2 separate regions of the Homo sapiens genome follow, and region 2 is linked to region 1. Evidence: read pairs that join two places in POLR2A ChIA-PET (ENCODE). Cell type or tissue: OCI-LY7. All regions are shown on one strand. Links, peaks and the distances in the headings refer to the core of each region. The heading gives the core; the rest is flanking DNA. Region 1 overlaps TRD-AS1 (TRD antisense RNA 1). Region 2 has its middle 33 kb from the start of TRD-AS1.

The links. ChIA-PET counts read pairs that join two places held together with the same protein. Peaks named below come from ENCODE experiments on the same cell type or tissue, not always from the same donor. Only the 100,000 strongest peaks of a DNase experiment are listed, where the experiment ranks them.
Region 2: POLR2A ChIA-PET joins it to region 1 with 6 read pairs; 4 of 35 experiments call an interaction of 5 or more read pairs at or near these places.

What each region holds. Positions count from the first base shown.
Region 1 is chr14:22,429,764-22,435,140 of GRCh38, reverse strand. The region is part of intron 2 of TRD-AS1 (TRD antisense RNA 1); the gene reads left to right. It also overlaps TRA and TRD. Among named protein-coding and RNA genes, the nearest start is that of TRD-AS1, 51 kb to the left of the region's middle. RefSeq lists an enhancer at 1,741-1,800. In OCI-LY7, for the core only: CTCF peaks have their summits at 707 and 907; DNase peaks (open chromatin) are centred at 920, 1,850 and 2,430; H3K4me3 peaks cover 3,737 bases; H3K27ac peaks cover 4,871 bases.
Region 2 is chr14:22,513,359-22,518,735 of GRCh38, reverse strand. It overlaps TRA, TRAJ29, TRAJ28, TRAJ27 and TRAJ26. Among named protein-coding and RNA genes, the nearest start is that of TRD-AS1, 33 kb to the right of the region's middle. RefSeq lists an enhancer at 820-929. In OCI-LY7, for the core only: no CTCF peak of the experiment used is centred there; DNase peaks (open chromatin) are centred at 1,215 and 3,085; H3K4me3 peaks cover 2,028 bases; H3K27ac peaks cover 3,753 bases.

The DNA.
Region 1 (5,377 bases), core at 230-5,229:
ATACTGCTGAACAAGGAGATCCTTCCTCCATATGTGATGGAGACCAAATGTCTTTGGGTGTGGAAGACAAAGAGTCATGGCAGAATTATCCTAACGCTTCCTGGCAAGCAATTTATCCAGAGAGAGTCATAGTAGGAAGAAAGCTTTTCCATTGTTTTTCCATTAAAATAGAGGTTAGTAAATCTTGGTACAAAATTGTCTCCCCTCTACACAGTCAATTGGCATTGATAGCTGAGTTAATTACTGTATCTAGGAGACAGTCTCAATTTTTATCATTGAATTCTGTGTATGCAGAAGCAATGCACAGGAACTGGGGAAATATATTCAAATGGAAATATAGAGTGATTTAAGACTTGCTTTATACATAGTCTTTGGCATCTTTGTGTTGGAGAGGGGAAGGTTTTCATCTGGAGTCACATTCACTTATGCCACTTTGGGCCTCCACACTAACACAAGAGTGTGTTGGCTTGTACTTGGTTACTTCTGAGTAGATGAGGCTTGCCATAAACCCACTGGAGAATGAGGTATGATATTAGGAAGACAAAAGTAGACTACAGAGTTGGAGTCGTCTAAGGTGACAGTGCTTTTTCTTCCATTGAAGGTGTATGATCTGGATATCTCCCATTTATAGTCCACAGAACTGCTACATTGGAGTCTTTACCCAGGAGCCTCAGAGGACTCAAATATCCTGAAGAATCTAAGATTCAGTTCTGAGCCTTTACAGGAGCAATATGTTGATAGCTCAACCTTTTCCAATAACAAGTCACAGTGATGAAGTAGCTGGACCTGGATTTACGCAGGAACTCCTTAGTCTTTTGGAGCCAGACACTTTTAAGGGTCATAACATCAGTGGAGTTCAGGCTCAGTCTCAAAATGCTGCTCTGAGAAAAATGCTCACAAACGTCGCAAGGTGGTGCTAAATTTCAGACACACATGAGTTTGGGGTGGGACAGAGAAGCAAGCAACAGCAACAACAAAAAAACCCTCCAAAACAGAGTAAGGAGACCCGTTTTACATCACTTTCCTATTGAGATATAAATGGTCTTAGAATGATCATTGTTGGAGGTGTAAGGCTCAGGGTGGGAGAGAGTGGGAGGAGAACTAAGAGGTGGGAAATTTGAAGAGAATCAATACTCTGAGTAGATATCAAAGTATGATTTTAAAAAATATAGGCTCAAGGATTAAGAACAGACTGAGATATTTATAAATAAATGCTGCAGAAAACACCAAGTGAATGACTGGGTATGGAACAATAATATTGAGATCTTTTTTTTTTTTTTTTGAGACTGAGCCTCACTTAGTTGTCCAGGCTGGTCTTGAACCCCTGGCTCAAGCAATCCTCCCACCTCAGCCTTCTGAGTAGATTGAGAGTGTCTTTTGCTGATGTCCTGTTCCAAGGCAGTGCAGGCTTGAGCTCTTTGCTCCTGACAGCTGCCTGGGATAACAGAGAAATGAAGGAGGAAATCTCTTTATAAAGGTTTCTAAAGAAATTAAAAAAATTAACTTGTACATTGACTTTGTAATGGAAGTGAGAACATACAGGAAAGCCCTTTGGGGAGTTAGCTTTAGAAGGGAAATACCGGGAAATACAAGTAAGACAAGGCACTTACAGAAAAAGTAGAAATTTCATGTTTAATAAATGGTCAAATTTAACATAGCTCTGAATATATAATTTTCCATTAGAATATTGGTAACAACATTGCAGTAAACTTGAGTCTGGGTACCCCGCACTGAGTAAAAATGGTAGATTCTATTTTGTGTGAGTTCAGTCAAAGAGACATGGGGGACAATTAGTCCGGTCTCTGCTTCTGTTGTTTAGCAGAGCCTCCAGCCCGGAAGCACACTGAGATGTCTTGTGTTTTTCAGATCTTTAATTTTTGAATGCTGTACTGTACCCAAGGACCTCGCTTTTTTTCACTGTGCATATGCATGATGTGGGACATCCCATATTGGAGACACAGATGACTTATTGAAAGCCCTGCCTAAGACTTAATTAATATCAGCATTTCAAGTAGCTTGCAAGATTGGATTCTGTGGCTATATACTATAGGAATATAGACTTCCTGGTCTTTTTCTTACTGCCTCCAAATATAACCAGATAATCCTCTGTCTGGTTTCTTGGGAGCCACTTGTATCTTACTTTCTTGCAGGAACATTCTAAAGGGTTCCTTCAGAAAACTTGGGAAAGTGTAAGACTAAAGACAAACCACAGCCTGAAGCCTAGGCTGCTGACTTGAGCACAGATGGGAGAATGTTAACAGCCAAGAAATATGAGGTCTTTGGCTCTTTTCCCAGAACTGCCAGGCTAAGACCTTGGCAGAGACTCAACAGGAAACTGAACTCTATTTGCATATCCTTTTATACATGGGAGATTAAAAGCTTCAACCTTGAGTGATCACAGTTTTTGAGAATCATGATGAGGCATTAAAGAAGAGGAGGAGTGTCTCAAGGGAGGTGAGCTGGAGGTGATGCAAGGTAGGTGTGAGGTTAGCCACGACTTTCAATCCCCTTTGATTAATCAAGAGTGTATTTCGTTTAGTTCCTTTTTTCGATTTTATCCTTACTGGGTCACATAAAGGAATCAGCTGCAGGAATCCATACTCCTGTATCTCAGGAATCTTTCAAATTTGTTCTCCTATGTCCCACGGCTTGTTAGTGCTGAAGGAAACTTAGAGACAATCTAATGTGAACTCTTTACTGTACAGATGAGAATCTGAGGTGCAAAGAGGTTAACTGACTTGTCTACAGTCACACACAAAGTGAAGAGTAAGAGTTCTGACACCTGAATGAATTTTTTTCTTTCCAGCAGACTGCTAGCTCTTTTTAGCAGGTGGAAGTTTCCTCAGATCTCAGAAAGCTTCTTTCCAATGTGTGATTTGGCGCAGATATCCTGAACTATCTTTCCTCATCAGAACATGCATTTCTGGCAAGACAGTGGCTCTCATTCCCTGGCTTTTCCCCCCAGTTTCCCTAGATCAGGTCCCTATAATTCTTTAGTGGAAGAAGCCAAAGAACAGGAATTAGGCTATTTATCCTTGGAATTCATTTAGAAAAACTTGGTTTTTCTTGGCCAAGCACTACAGTGAAAACTAACTTCATGTAGACAGCATGGGCCAAATGAGGATGGACAGCTGACTCATCACAGGTCAGTAATTAATATTATAGTTTCCCTTTTAAGGATGGGAGAAGATCTCTGTTCCTAAATGGATGCAAGAATTAAATGTGTCCTAGAGCATCCATAAAGCTGGGTAAGGATGAACTTTCTGAAGACTGAGACTCCTTTGTGCAACTCTTGTCTCAGACATCTGAACCAAGTTTGTTGGAGAAGGTTTGATGTAAAAAATTCATTCATGCAGGGCGTGAGGTCTCATGCCTGTAATCCTGGCACTCTGGGGGGCCGAGGCAGGGGCATCACTTGAGCTCAAGAATTTAAGACCAGCCTGAGTAATATAGGAAGACCTTGTCTCTACAAAAAATTAAAAAATGACCCAGGCATGGTGCTGCACACCTGTAGTCCCAGCTACTTAGGAGGCTGAGGCGAGAGGATCACTTCAGCCCGGGAGGTTGAGGCTGCAATGAGCCATGGTCATGCCTCTGCACTCCGACCTGGGCAATAGAGCGAGACCCGGTCTCAAAAAAAAAAAATTACTCTCCCTGTTACTATTGGTGAAGCTGACATTGACCTGTGTCACCTTCATCTCTGCAAATGAAGGGCAATGAGGGCATCATCTCTTGTTGGGGAGCTAGACCCTCCCAGTGATGGTCTTGCCTTTGGGACCTTCACTATCATTAGTGCAGGGAAAGGATTTAGAGAGGTTGTGTGGGAAGAACATTCCTGAGGAGGTATTTTTATAAAAAATGTGCTGATAGGCACTTTAGATTTCTTGGTTTGGAAAAATGCTGGTGGTCATTGGCCATGTTCTCTCCCATTCTAGCTTTTCTGTCTTTTCTGTCTCCTTCTGTCTGGAGTAGAGGGTGAAACCGCTCTACTGCAGACCATCGGGTGCTGAAAGGAATGGAGTTAGTATTATTGAGCACCTCTGCTTTGTAGTCACTCAGGTACTTACTTGCAATTATTTAATTTGATCATTATGATAACTCTATGCAATTATTATCCTTATTTTGTGGATGAGGGAATAGAGGGTTAGAAAAGTTAAAGCAACATTTTTCAAGGTCACAGAACTATGAAGTGAGGGGTTGTGATTCTATTTTTCTCTGATTCCAGAGCCTATGCTTTTTTCACTACTAAAAGAACTTACTTATAAAAACTCATATGTGTCCGGGCATGGTGGCTCACATCTGTAATCGTAGCACTTTGGAAGGCCAAGGCAGGTGGATCACCTGAGGTCAGGAGTTCGAGACCAGCCTGGCCAACGTGGTGAAACCTCGTCTCTACTAAAAATACAAAAAATAGCTGAGCGTGGTTGTGCCTGCCTGTAATCCCAGCTACTCGGGAGGCTGAGGCAGGAGAATCACTTGAACCTGGGAGGCAGAGGTTGCAGTGAGCTGAGATTGTGCCATTGCACTCCAGCCTGGGCAACAAGAGTGATACTCCGTCTCAAGGAAGAAAAAAAACCAACAAAAACTTATATGCAGTTTATAGCCCAAATTTGTAAACTTGTCCATTTTAAGGTAGGTGAAAGGATCTTGCCAAAGTTAGGGGCAATTTGCAATTCATTGTTTTTAAATTTGACACACATTAATATTTTTGTGAATGATTAAGGCTATTTATTTTTGTATATCGCTTTACCTACCTGGACTGCATTGCCACCTAGAAGGTGGCAGGAGGTAGTTGTCTGGAATGTGGAGAACACTCCGCTGCCATTTTTCTTTCACTTTGGCATGATCACATGGTTTACCCTTTCTGTCTTTTCTTAGCCCTTGACTTCTAGGATATTGGAGGAAAGAGACAGAAGTACAGTATATCACTTTACCTGTCTGCACTATATGTGTGATGTTGGAAAAGTCACTTAATTTCTTCATTCATCAGTTTCTATGTCTTCAACCAAAGAGGTGGAGCCTGATGGTAATTGGTTTCTCATTGCTCTGACACTCTGAGTGTGCATATGTGGGGGTGGACGTCCTCCATACAGAAAGCAAAATGATGGTTTTGATGCTGAGAAATGGACTAGCTATGAACTCAAAGATTTTACATTGATTCTTACTACAGAGGTGGGTTATTGTTATTGTACCAGTTCTCTAATTTCAACGTACAGAGGCAGCTACACTGGCCTTCGTGGTTTTTTTCTGTGTCCTTATTTATGAACTTGGTGCATAAAACCCTTCTTCATTTCCTTAGATGACTGAGGCAGTTAATCCTTTATTGATCACTCACGATTATAACACAGGTGTTATGCAAACACAGTGAGGTCTTTAT
Region 2 (5,377 bases), core at 66-5,065, 84 kb before region 1:
CCAAAGGAGTGCATTTCCTCCAGCGTTAATCACACGGCCTTGTGATTTTCCTTCCCGAAAATGAACCCTTCCTCTGTATTGTCCTTATGGTTCTGTTTCTCATTCCTTTTTTAACCTTCTTCTCCATCACCACTCCTGAGGTCACGGTGGACTCCTGGCCTCAAGACCCTGCAGCTTCTCCCCACATCAAGCACTGGACTCATTTTCTATCTCCACTTAACTGTACTTACAGGGCAGCACGGACAATCTGGTTCCGGGACCAAAGACAAAATTCTGACCATAGTTATCCCCACAGTGTTTCTGGGCTCAGCAAAAACCCCCTAGAGCTTCCTCCCTCCAGCCTGGGCATCTCAACACCACAAACAACACAGCACTCAGAACCTGTGTTTTTGGCTTTAAAGGGATAAAGCCAGCCCATTTATCAAGTCAAGTCTTGAGAACAAAGGGAGTTTGGTAACCACTAAGCCGGCAAAGGTTCCAAACTTAACAACCCAGCAACCCCCTGTGTCCTGGAGGATGCAGCTCTGCATTAATGAGCCTGGGCCTTTTTCATGGAGACAGGCTCTGGGGGCTGGAAAGAGGCTTTAAGAGGTTCTCTCATTTCTCCTCCTGCCTCGAGGCAGGGCTGCACTCCAATCACCTCTGATAGCAGGGTGTCTATCTCCTTTCAAAAACTCTCTAGAGAAAGTGCCCTGGCAACTACTCCTGACAGCTCATTTTCACTGTTCAAAAACCTATTAGAAAGGTTTTACCACTAACCTAACTCCCTTCTTGCAGTATTAGCCATGTCCTGTGGTCTGAATCCTGGTGGAGGTGGAGAGCCGAGCCCCTCCGTCTTCTGTTTAATGCTTCCTTTCCCAGATTTAGATGTGTGACTTAACTCCCACCTTGCCCTCAACCTCTTTTCTTTGAAATAAACTGCCTCATTTTGCCTCTGCAGACTTTACTGATCCTCTACCTCCAGGTTGGAGAGTTTCATTTAGTGGCTATTTTCAGGAGCCATATTTCTCATGAGCTTCACTACCCTGAAGAGGAGAAGGACAACCTTGGGATAGATCGCCCTTCCCATAAAGTTTCCATCTTCCCTCTGTCATTGCCCCTCCACATGGGGAGCCTGTCTTTTGGGAAGGGGCTCGGGACACCTTAAAGGAAATCATGCTGGGGTCATTTTGGTGATGGGGAAGTACAAGGTTTCAGTTCTGCAACCTTTGCCCTGCCATCCTGTGAACCGCATCCCTGCTCCAAGCGTGTGTGTGTAGCCTTGAGGATCCCAGCTATGCAGCTCTCTGCAGAAACCTCTCCCCTGCCTCTGACACTTGGATGATTTTGTATTTAAATTAGTCAGGATTCTTTGTATTTCCACTTTCAAATCCCAGGTGAAGAATTTCATAGAACAGGCTGACATTCTCCACCCTCCCCCCAATTCCAGCTCTGCTGCTGATGCACAACAGAACCTTGACAGAAGAGCCCCAGGGGCCAAACAAAGGCTCTGCTGTGGGTTAGAGATGATGTTTATCATTATTATTAATAGCGAGGGTTTAATGAGCTTTTTCTATGTTCTGAGCACTATGCTAACTACTTTAGCTGTATTATTTCATCTTTACGATGACTCAACGAGGTAGGAATATTTTTATCTTCATTTTGTGGATGGGGAAACTGAGGCTCAGAGAGATTAAGTAACTTGTTCAAGGTCACACAGCTAGGTAAGTAGTGGAGCAAGGACTTGAATTCAGGTTTTTCTGTTTCCAAAGCTTGTGCTATCCTGCTTAATCCATTATTACTTGAGCTCAAAATGTCCAGAGGGGACCCATGACACGTCAGAGGTGCTGCAGAGGTGGGCTTAGTGCTCAGCCTCATATTCTATGGCAGTTACTTGATTCTCAATCCAGATGTACAGAGTTCTAGTGGTTCTTTTCAAGTAGATATTTAAATCGCAGCAGGGAGATCAAACTTAGATATGAGAAGTACTTTCTGGCAATAAGGGTTGCCAAATTTTGGAATTAATTACAGAGAGATATTTCCCATCCTAGACCATCCGATATAGTGCAAGCACATCCTATATGGCCAGAGATCCTGCTGGGAAGCCTGGTCAGGGGTGGTGGAGAACCTTCCTGACAGCTCCATTGGCTCATTATTGTTTGTTTCTCTATTTCTTTCAAAATGTTGTATATGCTCCTGAGAAGCCCTTACCATGAGCTAGAGCAAGAGTCTGCATGTGGGCATGCGTGTGTGCATACATGCACTCATATCTCATTTTAAAGCAGGGAAGAGAACCAACTCTCTTTGGCCTGGGGAAAGAACATTAATAAAGAGCCCAACCAGATGCATAGGATTAAAGTCTTTTTCAAACTAATGGTTTGATTGATTGCCCCTGAAGGCCTAGGCAAAGAAGAACACAACTTACTTGGCTTCACAGTGAGCGTAGTCCCATCCCCAAAGGTTGATTTGCCTGCATTGGTGTTACACAGTCTTTAGTGCTATTGCAATAACCTTGACTCAGGCCTCTAGGAAGACAGGTGGAGGTTAGGGAGGAAAGCAGGAAAACAAAACCTGAGATGACTGCCCATGGCCAAAACAACCTCCTTATAATTAGGTTAGAACGTGGGAGGAATACTAATAAGTAGCAACTCCCCAGCCCAATTCTATTTGCCTTAATTTTCCTTGAAGGTATGGGCCTTGGCAGGAGCACCTCCTGGGAAATTCACTCAAAGTGGCTACTGCTCTGTCTCCTGGGATCCTGCCTTGTTTATATTCCTGCAGGCTCTTTGGCTATTTTCATCCAATTCCTGCCTTTTCCCTGCTACTTTCCTTGGACCTTTCTTTTCGTGGAGGTTCACATATTTTCACAGGGAGAGACTACATGGATATTAAATGTCCGAATACAATGCCCCAGGGAATATGTGCATTAATAACCTTGTTTTCCAACTGATATTACTAACCACCCAACACAAACCAAGCAAAGAAAACACCACCTGTGTTTTGACAGCTTCTGCATGATGGAAGACAGGCTTCTCGGGAAGAATAATTAGCCAGAAAGAAGAACTTACTTGGTATGACCGAGAGTTTGGTCCCCTTCCCGAAAGTGAGTTGGTAACTCCCAGCCCCAGAGTATGCACAGAGTTTCCTTGCTTTGCAAAAACCCCAGAGATGCTGAGAAAATCAGACCACTCACAGCATAGGAGCAGCTCTGACAAAAGCTCAGACTGTAACAACAACCAGACAATAGGCAAGAGAGAAGGGCATTACAGAGGCAGGCTATGGAACAGACCATTCCTCAGAGTCCTCCAGAGTCCTGGCTGGACTTTCAGAGGTCATCGAATCCATCCTCCTGTCCTCAGTCAGTGTGTTGTCTGACCAAAGACCTGTCTAGTTATTAAGAGCTCCTAGTTTTTATAAGGTTTTCCTTTGCTAACAGCTCTTACATCTAATCAACTGTTCCTTATATCTAATTGAAATCCTGCAAACTGCAGTCTGAGCCCTTTCCCTCTCAAGCTTTCCTGGTTGAAGATGGGATTTCACATAAACATATTCCACAGAGAAACTCATCACAACACACCAAGCTGGTTTCAGTGGTCACTTTTGGGGAGGAGGAAACTGATACTGAAGGAAGTGGCCAAGGTGAATGCTGGTTTTATCTGTAATTTTTTTTTTTTTTTTGAGATGGAGTCTCACTCTGTCACCCAGGCTGGAGTGCAGTGGCACGATCTCGGCTCATGGCAACCTCAACCTCCCGGGTTCAAGTGATTATCCTGCCTCAGCCTCCTGAGTAGCTGGGATTATAGGTGCCTGCCACCACGATTGACTACTTTTCGTATTTTTAGTAGAGATGGGATTTCATCATGTTGGCCAGACTGGTCTCAAACTCCTGACCTCAGGTGATTTGCCCACCTCAGCCTTCTAAAGTGCTGGGATTACAGGTGTGAGCCACCGTGCCTGGACTTTATCTGTAATTTGAATGGTTTACAATGAGAAATTTTAATGTATTACTTGGGCAAATCAAAATGAATAACAACATTAAATAGAAACCTGCAATGTATTTAAAAATGGCTTTTGGGGCTGGGCACGGTGGCTCACGCCTGTAATCCCAGCACTTTGGGAGGCTGAGGCGGGTGGATCACGAGGTCGGGAGATCGAGATCATCCTGGCCAACGCGGTGAAACCCTGTCTCTACTAAAAAAAAATACAAAAAATTAGCCGGACGTGGTGGTGAGCACCTGTAGTCCCAGCTACTAGGGAGGCTGAGGCAGGAGAATGGTGTGAACCCGGGAGGCGGAGCTTGCAGTGAGCCGAGATCGCACCACTGCACTCCAGCCTGGGCGACAGAGCGAGACTCTGTCTCAAAAAAAAAAAAAAAAAAAAAAGAAAAAGAAAAAAAAAAAAGGCTTATGGATCTCAGACAAGCCTTTTTGTGCTTCCCCCAGGCTAAGTAGTCTGGTTCTCTGCCCAGGGCTTTTGTCTCCTGGGATCAGAGGAGGAAACTGGGCCAGGATTACGGTCAGAACAAGCTGGAGGCAACTAGGCCAGGGTGCAATGCAGGGCCCAGATCTGTGTGCATTCATGACTGTCCAGTTGGCTTTCGAATTATAACAGAATAACCTGTAATTTTCCTGCGCAATGCTAATGACCCAGCTCCTTCCAAACCTTTCTTGGGGGCAAAAGCATTCTAGGTACACTGAAAAATAATTCAAGGGAAGAAGCCATTGCTGATCAAAATCAAGGATGGCTAGAAACACTTACTTGCAATCACAGAAAGTCTTGTGCCCTTTCCAAAGACAAGAGGTGTGTTTCCTGAATTCCCACAGTGATTTCCTCCATAACAAAAACCCTGAATGCCTGGCCTTGGTGGTTTTCCTGGAAGTTTCCTCTTGTTGGTCTTCTTCCCTGTTAGAACCATCTAGAAATCTCCCCACTTAACCATAGTTTTTGTTTTTCCTTAGCACGCATTTGCCCACTTCTCCCCCAATCTCTACAAAGTATGGTATAATTAAAATGTTTCTGCTTTGCCTGTCTACCCTGCTGATGAGCTTCCATACATGGAGTTGTAGCTCAGGGATGCATTTCTGAATTGCTTGCAGACTTCTAGCTTATTGTTAGCCTGTGAAAAACATTCCAAAGGAAATCCCTGTTTCTGACATCATGATGTACTCTTTGCTGTACTAGAAATAAAAAGGAGTGGTCACTTATCCTAAATAAAGAAAAAGATTTGGAAAATGGCATAGAGTGAGAAGGCTCAATGCAAGATGTTGCTCTTGCTGGCATACTCTCTTTGTTGTCTCTAAGATGAAAGTAGCTCTTTAAAAAGTCATCTCTCACTTATCCCTGGAACAAGGGAAATGAGAGATCCTGGGGCATCAAAGCCAGGAATCTCAGCAGAGGC